Regions from separate parts of the Mus musculus genome. Here region 1 is linked to region 2. A link is a contact called in ENCODE POLR2A ChIA-PET data. All regions are on one chromosome and are shown on one strand. The core of a region is the stretch at or near the end of the contact, and the rest is flanking DNA. Distances in the headings are between cores, read along the strand shown.

What was found. ChIA-PET counts read pairs that join two places held with the same protein, here RNA polymerase II (POLR2A).
Region 1: POLR2A ChIA-PET joins it to region 2 with 16 read pairs in embryonic stem cell. The contact joins two enhancer-like sites. POLR2A ChIA-PET finds 5 or more read pairs at or near these places in 2 of 5 experiments (Patski and embryonic stem cell).

What each region holds. Positions count from the first base shown.
Region 1 is chrX:12,837,669-12,843,490 of GRCm38, forward strand. No RefSeq gene overlaps it. Among named protein-coding and RNA genes, the nearest start is that of Gm14634, 78 kb to the left of the region's middle. Within about 2 kb of position 2,688, at least 1 of the 3 ENCODE cell types and tissues checked has a DNase peak (open chromatin) inside an H3K27ac peak, as active enhancers do.
Region 2 is chrX:13,205,452-13,210,907 of GRCm38, forward strand. No RefSeq gene overlaps it. Among named protein-coding and RNA genes, the nearest start is that of 2010308F09Rik, 40 kb to the right of the region's middle. Within about 2 kb of position 2,605, at least 1 of the 3 ENCODE cell types and tissues checked has a DNase peak (open chromatin) inside an H3K27ac peak, as active enhancers do.

The DNA.
Region 1 (5,822 bases), core at 1,438-3,937, 370 kb before region 2:
TAAGCTACCATCAAATGCATCAGGGAAAATCTCCAACACTGCTGAGAAAATGAGCTGCCGAAGACTGGCTTTTAATTGGGGACAAGAGAAGAAATCCAGCAGGGAGGGCCCTCTGGACGCTCACAGTCCAGTCTTTCCTGGAGGACTTTCCTGCTTTGTTCTTGTAAGGCTCCCCCCCCCACACACACACACACCCCCCAATTTACTGCTGGTCAATTGGAAAGGATAAGCCCAAATCTTTGATATAAACAGTGCTGATCTGGCCTTGAGCTTGTTAAACAAGTAAGTCTGTCAGGAGGGGGCCCTACTGGCTGGAGGAAAAAAAGCCCACCAGGCCTTTATTTTAAGCTGCCAGCAGGTCAGTGGGGTGAGGCAGAAGGCAGCCATCTTGGACGTTTGCCACATTTATTATGTAATCATGGTTCCTCTCCCTGGCTGCCTCAGACTGGCTAATTTCTAGTCCCTTAGAAGGTTTGCAGTCTTTCTTTGCAACCTGCCATAAACATTCTTCATTAGCTGTGTGAAGCTGAAGTAGAGAAGGGTTTCCTGCCTTTTTTTTTTCCCCAACTGGCTTCTTTTATGAGTTAATCTCCTCTTCCTCACTCCTTTCTCTTTTAGCAGGGTCTTACTATGTAGTCCTGGCTAGCTTTGAACTTACTAAGTAGAAGAGGCTGGCCTCAAAATAAGAGATGAGCCTGCTTCTGCCTCTGGAGCGCTAAGATTAACCTTTATGTTAATCTTGATGTAGTCTCCAGTTTGATCTCCTGCCACACTAATGAGATCAAAGTTCAAAACAAATACAAATGGTGTTATAAAGAATTTGTTAATAGATTTGCTTAGGAGACATGGAATTTAGCTAAGGGAGCACTGCCTCCAAAATACCGGAGGTATGTGAACCAGGCCTCTTAGGGTTTTGGCAGAGAAGTATCTTGGCAGGTCAGGGCTAAGGTAATGCAAAGATCACACCACAAAACAGATTCACACAAGAGTTTGATTTGAGCTGGGCAGTGGTGGTGCATGCCTTTAATCCCAGCACTTGGGAGGCAGAGGCAGGCAGGAGGATTTCTGAGTTCGAGGCCAGCCTGGTCTACAGAGTGAGTTCCAGGACAGCCAGAGCTACACAGAGAAACCCTGACTTGAAAAACAAACAAATTTAGGATACTAGGGTGTAAATTTTTTTTCCAGATATTAGACCCTATTCCCAACAAGGAGACACCTCTGATATACAACCAGTCATTAATCCCTGATTCTCATTCCCAAAGAATACCTCTAACAAGATGACCCACCTGGAACAATTATTCAAAGAAAGAAAGAAAGAAAGAAAGAAAGAAAGAAAGAAAGAAAGAAAGAAAGAAAGACCACTGGTGTACTTAAAAATAATTCTAGCAATATGCAGTATCTTTGCTGTGTGAACCTCTTCCCTGCCTAAGGGACCAAAGTTACAGTCTCCTGTCTGTGTTTAAATTGTTTAAAGTGTAACCTGGAGCTAGGACTCAAAAAAGATTTAAGGATGACAATGTTCATGGACTGTATAATCCTAAAGTTTATAGAAACCTTCTGATGGGGGTCAGTTCTTATTTGGGCATTAACCCCAATTGGCTAACCGCTACTAAAGAGCTTTCATTCACCTCTAGTTTGAGGACTGATTTCTCACTGAGAAAGCATATCGCTTCTCTAACACTAGGACATGCCCTTTCCAAGAAGCCTTCTGTGACTACCTAACCCAGTCTCCACTGCATGTGCCAGGTCAGCATGGTTCTAACAGAAACCTGATACTGTAACTGCCCTCTCTTTACACATTTGATTCCCTGAACCTCTCTGTGAGGAACCATCTCTTTGTACCTGCAGGGCCTGGCTCAGCGACTGGAACTGTGTGTGTGTGTGTGTGTGTGTGTGTGTGTGTGTGTGTGTTTTCGAGAGCGGACCCCCCCACCCCATGCCCACGGGGAGGTGTGGTATGCCAGGGGGTGGGGCAGTTCTTATCTCAAACTTATTGTACTTAGTAACCCTTAATTAGAAAGTTTGGGGAGGGCTGGAGACATGGTTCAGTGGTTAAGAATATTACTTCTCTTACAGAGGACTGGAGTTCCTTTCCCCAACAACTACCAGTAGCTCCAGCTTAAAGGAGATCTGATGCCCTCTTCTGGCCTCTGAGAGCACCTGCACTTGGCGTTTACAGACATAATTGAAAGTGATTTAAAAAAAAAAAAGTGCCTAAGTGAGCATGTGACCAAATGGAATTATTCTGCCAACGGGCTAGACTGGTGGTGGTCTTGCAGGCAGACCCCCCCCCCATAAAGCCCTTTACAACATTTTCATTTCGTGTTATGTTTGTGCAAGCATCCACATGCTATCCTCAGACAAACCGATTCACTTTCCCCACACGGCCTTATTTGCATTTAAAAGCGAAGGCTGCAAAGGAGAATTCCTTTTGCCAAAGAGGAATTTCAAGCATCTGTTGCAGACCAGAGAGAAGAAAAGAACGAAAAAATTTTAAAGGGCTAGAAGCTGATTTACGCAGAGCTACTACCAAATCATCCTACAGAAGCAGGGAATTTTATTTTAGTCCTAAATAGCAAAGACAGCCAGCCTGAGTTCTTGGACGAAGTCCCTAAGGGAGCTGGGATTTGGAATGACAATGCCTGCAAAAGCTGGGGCGTTTAAGGAGCTGCAGCCCTGTTCCTGCTCCAGCTGAGTCTCCACCCCTTCCCCCTCCGTGTGAGCAATGGGCAGCTGCCAGCAGCATCCTGGATCCAGTCCAAGCAGCTTGCTGTCGGCAGCACAGGCCTGCGGGGCCGCAGGGTCCTCCCACCCTTTGCTTTTGGATGGGCATTATTAGCTAGAAAAATGCTCCGCGTTTTTCTTGTTCGTGTGGTGTAACCTGCTCGCCGCAGACGCGCAACCTTTCTCCAGTAATTACCTCCCACGCTTGGGAAAAATCTCAATCTCTCCCCCCACCCCCTTTTTCATTACAGCAGCCAATTCAGCAAACTAGTTTGTATCACCAAGGACAAAGAGACAGCCTTAACGATTGTAATGACGCGTTTCTTTCTTCCCACCATTTCTCCAGTGAAAGGGGCACGATGACCTCCAGTCTCACGGTTTCTGAAATCAAATGCACGGACTGATCTCCTTAGTCCGGTCTGAGAATCTGGTACTAAATTGATGGGCAGCTAGTGACCATGGTCGGTTTCTTGGAATGGAGGAAAGGTGTGCCCCAGGAATATCCCACCATCACCACCACCGTACCACCACCCCGCCTAACCACCACCCATTTGTAGCCAGCCTGCTAGGCAGGAAAGAGGATATTGGAAAGAGACATTGTAGCAAACAGACTATTGAAACAACAGACACTCTTAACATTGTAATTTCCCTAGGAACCTCATACTCAGAAAAGGGAAGGCTGAGAGCTGAAATGGAGACCAGGTTCTGTCTTGTCAGGTGACCTTGCTGGAGAGACTGAAGCAGTGGAGGATGGGAGTGGAAGCATGACGACACAAGAACAGAGGACAGATTTCTTTGTCCCTTTTCCCAAGGTGGTCAAGTTGACTAAAACTCCTTTTTCTGACCCTGCCCCGCTTTGAGACAGGGTCTCTGTACGTAGCCCTGCCTTTCCTGGAACTGTGTAGACCAGTCTTACCTAGGCTCCATGAACAGGAGGAGGAGGAAGAAGAAGAAAAAGGAAAATTTATACTTTGATAGACTTCATGGAAGCTCCTTAGCAACTGCTTTGGGGAGGGAAAATACATCAGCTGATTAAAGGGCTCATTATTCCACCTGTCTCTCTAGCATAGATCCAGTGAACCCGACTTCCTGAGGGGTGGTCCTTGGCCAGAGCACTGGATTATATAATAAGCAGGCCAACTGGATTAATTCAAGGGACAATGCCATGTCTCTACCCAGAGAGAGATTCCATTCTCCTGACCAAGAATAGTTTTCCTTTAATAGGCTTCCAATGTCACTATAAGTCACAAGGGGGAAAGTCACCCAAAGTTGTCCTCTGACCTCCATATGTGTGTCCCCTCACATATAAACATGAACACACGTCATACACATACATACAATTATTATTATTATTATTATTATTATTGGTTTTTCTGAGACAGGGTTTCTCTGTGTAACTCTGGCTGTCCTGGAACTCACTCTGTAGACCAGGCTGGCCTTGAACTCAGAAATCCGCCTGCCTCTGCCTCCCAAGTGCTGGGATTAAAGGCGTGCAACACCATGCCCGGCTCATACAATTATTTTTTAAGCCTGGATGTGGCCATATACACTTGACTTCAGTGCTGGGGGTGGGGGTGGGGATGGGTGGAGGATTACCAGGGCTTGGAGGTTCTCAGCCCAAATCTAGGCTCATTGAGAGAATATGTCTCAAGGAAATATGGCACATAGTGATGGAGGGGAATACCCTGTGTCCTCCTCTTACCTCCACACTCACATACACACATGTACAAGTGCTTGCACGAGCACGCACGCACGTACACACACACTTTTTAAAAAAATATTTATTTATTTATTTATTTATTTATTTATTATATGTGTGTGCACTGTAGCTGTCTTCAGACACTCCAGAAGAGGGCATCAGATTTTTGTTACAGATGGTTGTGGGCCACCATGTAGTTGCTGGGATTTGAACTCAGGACCTTTGGGAGAGCAGTCAGTGCTCTTAACCGCTGAGCCATCTCACCAGCCCCCCCCCCACACACACACACTTTTTAAAAGGAAGAAAATAACATTTTCCAGTGTTACTTGGGTGTGAATGTGTGAGCTCTTGAACATGGTACTGGATGTAGTTTTAGGTGTCTGCATGATTTGGTCCTTTGTGTAAACTTATATATCCATCACAATAAAAATAAATTGTTTAAATATTATTAATAAAATAATTTTCGCCTACATCAAAGTAAAGATTATAGGTCTTTTTGTGGAGTGCTTTGTCTAACATTCACAAAGCTCTAGGTTTGATTCTTAGCCCTGAATAAGTCAGGTATGCTGTTACACACTGTTATCCTAGCATTTAGGAGGTACAGGCCGGAAGATCAAGAGTTAAAGGCTAGCCTCAGCCACCCCAGGACTATATGGGAACCTGTCCCAAAATAATTAAAACCAGGGAGAATACTTGTTCTAGTGAAAATGACGTGGTCCAGAGTACCACATTCTGGCTGGCCACTTATCTGCTGAGGTAGAACCTAGTTGCTTTTAGTTTTAGGTTATTATAGATGGGTGCTATGAACATTTCTGTATGGGCTTTGCATGGGCGGGAACCTTCTTTCTTCTAGGATAAATACCAGGAGTTTGATTGGCAGGTTACACTGTATAATTTTTTTTAATTATATGTATTTGTCTGTTTATTTCGGGCTAAAGAGATGCAGGGTTCCCTGGTGCAGGGTAAGCCTCCAGTTTACCACTGAGCCACATCCGTAACCCACTGATATGAGCTTTCAAGAAACTAAGAAACTCTTTTTTTTTTTTTTTTTCTTCCGAGACAGGGTTTCTCTGTGCAGTCCTGGCTGTCCTGGAACTCACTTTGTAGACCAGGCTGGCCTCAAACTCAGAAATCCACCTGCCTCTGCCTCCCAAGTGCTGGAATTAAAGGCGAGCGCCACCACTGCCCGGGCTGAAACTAAGAAACTCTTATTCCTGAAATAGATGCCCAGCTCCATCCCAGGTGGGCAGCTGCCTGAAGAGCTGCATTCAGAAATCCCTAGCCAGAATCCCCACCAGGATTCATGGCTTTTGCAAAGATGGATTTCAGAGTGAGCCAAATATGAATCTGAGTTGATGTATTAAAAATACAGAGGAAGGGCTAGAGAGATGGCATAGCA
Region 2 (5,456 bases), core at 1,355-3,854:
AGAGCCTGAGTTCCACCCTAAGCAGTGGAAAGAGAGAAGGGAGGGGGGTGTCTCAAGAGATGCAGGGGACAGAAGGAGGGAGGGGGAGCTAGAGTGAGAAAACCGACTGGGTAGCACAGGCCTGTAGTCCGACCCATGAAGAATTAGGCCATGGCCAGTCTGGGCTCCATACTTCCAAGCTGGCTTGGGCAAATGAGATTCTGTTTCAAACAAAACAAAATAGATAAATAACAATAAAAAGGAATAAAAGCAGCTGTATTTCTTCTTGGACTACTATCCAGAGTTAGAGAGAGAAAGTGAAGGCCTGGCAGGCAGGGCTAGGGGTTTGGTTTCCAGGGCAAGTGAAGGCCAGGGTTGCCTTGGGATGCCCATGGGGTCTTCAGAAAAGTACCACCTGTGCTCCTTTGTGTCAGTACCAGAGGTCAGACCCCCTCTCCCTTTGCTATTTTCATTATGGATTCAGATACTTGAAGATTTCTTTTACAAAAGGGCAGCCTTTCAGACCTGCCCCCTGCCACCAGGCCTGCAGTGTCTCTGGGTAAGCAACTGGAAATTCGGTAACAAACATACCTGGGGGTGGATTAGTTTATGTATGCTCCTACAAGAAAACAGACCAACTTTATTGATTGTTGTGGCACAGACACACACACACACACACACACACACACACGGAGAGAGAGACACACACAGACAGAGAGACACAGAGAGAAGGAGAGATGAAAGAGAAAGAGAGAGTGGTGTGATACGTGTGTAATTTCAGAATTTGAGATGTGGAGGGAAGAGGACTGGAATGAGTTCAAGGCCATCTTGGGCTACTTGATTCCCTGTCTCCAAAACAAAACCAGACAACAACAATACAGAACAAAGAACAAAACTCAAAACCTAATAAATAAATAAATAAATAAATAAATAAATAAATAAATAAATAAATTAAAGAAAGAAAGAAAGAAAGAAAGAAAGAAAGAAAGAAAGAAAGAAATGACTCTAGCTGGGCTGTGGGAGACTGTTTGCTCCTGAAAGGTCTGGATTACACGTCCAGTGGCCTTGGAGAACCAGGCATTCCTGGAAGGAGGGCTGGGAATGGAATTAGGATGGGAGAGAAGTGGGAGGAGAGAAATAACAAACCAAGACAAAGTTTCTCTGACCATGGCTCAAATTGTAATTTTTCAGCTCTGCATTTCTATAGGCAAAACCACAAAACGGAGCCCCTTTGTTTCAGCTGGGTTTGAGTTGCAAAGGAAGCTCTCAGCAGCTCAGCGGGCGGGCAGTCTCTTTCCGCTTGGGCAGGACGCCTGGCTCCAGCGGTGGCGACTTGTTTAGCCAACTCAAGGCTGGGGGAAGGGCCCACATTCCTACCCTGTAAAAGAGAAAAACACAACCAAACAGCACCACAAACAACAGATTACAGGATTGCCACCCCAGGAGTCTTTGGGTTTGTTTGTTTGTTTTTAGATGACTTTTTTCTTTGGTAAGAATGTTTCATTTGTGTCTATGGCCTTGGAGTTAGAAGAGGACATGGGATCCCCTAAGACTAGAGTTACAGCCGGTTTTGAGTAGTTATGTGGGGGCTGGGAATGGAACCCGGGTTCTCTGGAAGAGCAGCCAGTGCTCTTAACAGGTCACCAAGCCATCTCTGGAACTGTCCTGTAACCACCTTTAAAATGCACATTTTGGTGAGGGGAGACTAGCATAACTCTAGATCTAGGGGTAACAATGACTGTGGCCTCTTAGGACATAGTACTTATGTGCCCACATACACAAATAAAAATAAAAACAGTAACAACAACAACAACAAAATAATCCAGCTCAGAGAGCTGGGGCTGTGTCTCAGTTGCAGAGTGCATGGCCGAAGAGTCCCCATTAGATCCCGTATCACCAGAGTAAGGGTTAACCAGCAGAATCCCTTGGCGGGTTGGGGTTACTAAAGTGTGTCCCAAAGATTACACCATCATACCATCATACAATAGATCTCCCGAAAGGAATTTATTTGGGTGGGAAGAGATGGGCTAGCCCAGACAACAAGAGACAGAGAGACAGGGTGAAAGAGTAGGCCGCGATGGGGGGGGGGGGCTGGCTTTTAAATGGTATGCCCGTGGCATTTGGCAGCTGGTGATCATAAAGCTGCTGGCCCTGAGGCGCTGAAGGCAGGCTGGGCCACAACCAGTACCGGCCACAGAAACCAGCTGTTGGCAGAAGTATCGGACCTGCAGTCTGGGATGGTGTGCCCACCCTGGGGCGTGGTCCCACCTGGTCACAAGTAAGATGCCTCCAGCCCTGACCCCACATCATCTACTCACGCAGCTCCCCTGTCCCAGCCAACAGCAACTTGTTCGCCCTGGGGTCTTACTTCTGTTAAGAGTCCCTACCAAAGGCCTGGGGCAAGGGTCTCTTCCTGATCTCCATAGGAGTCTCTGGTCTCACAATGTTTCTGTGTGGGTTCAGTGGTGACGAGGATTAGTTATGGATACACAGAGGCTGTGACACCTGCCAGCTCTGTGCTACTTCCTTTAAGGGCCTGGCCCCACAGCCACGTGGACCTTTGTCCATAGGGGTGGCGAGGAAGCCACACTGTTCCAGCAACCTGATCTTTAACAGAACAGCATCTGTCAGGACTCCGCGGCTCTCTGCCTGGCCAAGCCGGCACACTTTTTGTTGCCAAAGATGGGTGGTGTCACCGGAAGTCTAAGGGAGTGTGGTTCGGAAATCCCCTTGGAAAACCAGCTCTTGTGCCAGACCTCGCTTGACGTTAGGCTCTGCTGCCCTCTAGTGGCCGCAGGGTGGCATGAACCACGAGGGGTTGGAGACGTCTGCTCAATGGCTTGGGAAGTGGGGGAAGGGAACTGTGGCGGTTGCGCAGATCCAAGTGCTTTGTACCCACGACATCTTAGATTCTGCTGCGTCCCCCAACCCCCGATTTTTTTGCCCTTTGTTAATCAGAACTCAAAAAGCACCTAACCCTTTTACATATCCAGAGCACGAAGCCGGAACTAAGGCTCAAGCATCGGGCTCCTTGTTTGCTGGAATCCCCCAAAATGAACGTAACTGTCATACCATACATGTGTGTAAAATTGGAGAAAGGGGATGATATGAGCTTAATTGGTTAAGTGGTGGCTGGTGTATATCTGTAATCCTGCCACTACAGGGGCACAGACAGGGGATTCCCTGTGAGTTCTATGCCAGCCTGAACTATCCCAGTTTAAAAACAGAACTCTGCTATCTCCCCCACTATGACTCTCCCTTTGTCCCATTCCCACAGGCTAAGGGACTTCTGGATCCTGAGAACTCGAGTTGGCGATACAGTTGGAATGACTTTAATGGACCATTATATTTCCATATATAGGAATTACTGGCCATCTTAGGACAGGAATGCTTTCCAGGAATAATCTGCCTGCCCACCTGGTAACGCCACCCTGAGCCACAGCAGTTGGAAAGTAGGTGGTGGAAGAGAAACAGTGTTTCAAGTATTCAGAGCCAAAAGAGGGTCTGTGAAAAGTTATCCCAGCTATTAGTTATGAGACTGAGAGAGATGCCTCAGTGCTTTACAGTACTAATGGCTCCTCCAAAGGACATGGGTTCAATTCCTGGTCCCCATATGGTGGGCTCCCAATTATCTGTAACTCCAGTTCCAGGGGATCCACTGCCCTCTTCTGACCTCCTCAAGATCTGCATGCAGGTGGCACACAGACATGGAGGCAAATCACCCAGCCACAGTGAGACCTCATCTCAAAAGATTCAAAGAAAAGAGGGCTGTGGGAATGGTGTTGACATCAAGGATTTGAATAGAGAGCACCAGCCCAAATCATCATGGTCAAATTAATTAAAGCAAGCTTACCCCCTGCCCTACCCCCGCCTCCACTCACACAAGAGTTTTTCTCTGTAACAGTCCTGACTGTCTTTGAACTCACTCTGTAGACCAGGCTGGCCTCGAACTCAGAGAGCTGTCTGTCTCTGCCACCGGGGTGCTAGTATTAAAGGTGGGGGCCACCATAGTCCACTGCAAACCTGCAAGCTCTTTTTTTTTTTTTTTAATTCATGTGTATACATGGGTTGCCTCCTCTAAGGTGGAATTCAAGGAGTCAGCCTTGGATGTGAGGGAGATAATGTTTTTATAGCTTAGGGGTAGGGGCTTTCCAAATGGGGGATACGACAGGCAAACAGGCAGGGTTACAGAAGCAGAGCAGAGCATAAGAAATTGGTCTTGGGCTGGTGAGATGGCTCAGTGGGTAAGAGCACCCGACTGCTCTTCCAAAGGTCCAGAGTTCAAATCCCAGCAACCACATGGTGGCTCACAACCATCCATAACGAGATCTGACTCCCTCTTCTGGAATGTCTGAAGACAGCTACAGTGTAACTTACATATAATAAATAAATAAATAAATAAATAAATAAATAAATAAATAAATCTTAAAAAAAAAAAAAGAAATTGGTCTTAACAACTTTTGAAACAAGGACATGGTTGCAAGGTGGTCATAATAACCTTTTGAAACAAAAAAATAGGGTTGTCACATGGTCATAACTTTTTGGAACAAAGGCACAGTTGCTGTTTCCTGGAACAAGCAGTATAGAACCATTTGAAGGAAAGGTTACAAGTGGGGCATAGCCCAATCCTTGAGAAACAGTTTTAGCCATAAATACGATGGAGGCAGGATGGTTCATCAAGGGTGCAGCAGGCAAGAACACTACCTGCTCTTGCAGAGGATCCAGGTTTGATTCTCGGGGTCCATGTGGCACCTTTAACTCCAGTTTTAGGGAATCCAATGGTGTCAGCTACACACAAGGTGACATACATGCCCGCAAAACACTCATACGCATAAACATTAAACAAACAAAACTTAAACTATCAGAAAGGGTTGGGAAACATTCCCTCCTAGAGGCCTAGGAGACAGAGTTGAAATGCTGACGTCACATGCTGAATCCTGAACCATGTAAGGTTCTAAAAGGCTCTCTTTCTTCGGCTAGAAGCAGCCAACAATCACTGGGGGAGGAAACTGACCAGCTGCCAAAAGGAGATCTCTCAGACCTGTCCAATTGTCCATCTGTCCAGTTAAGCAGAGGACTTCAGGGTTCAGGATTTGTCACTGGTGTTTGGATGGGTTCTTATGGAATGCATCTGCTTTGTAGTCACCCCTGCTCCTGTAAGTAACCCCTTGCCATACACTTGTTAAAAACCCCAGTAAAACTATGATTTTCAGTAGTTCATCAAGCTGGACTTTGGTGCAATCAGTACATTGGTCTGTCACGGGTTCTCTGTCTAGGGTAAGTAGAGAGGTGTGTGTGCTTGCTCTTTACCTTGGAGAGGTCTTACACGGCAGAACTCAACAATGCAATAGATAAAATAGCAGCTGACTTTGTGATGAAATTCGTTCTCCCCCCACCCTGCTTGTAGTCCTGGCTGACCTTGAACTTGTGGCAAGCCTTCTGCCCCATCAGTGTGCTTACACTTAACTTTTGTTCTT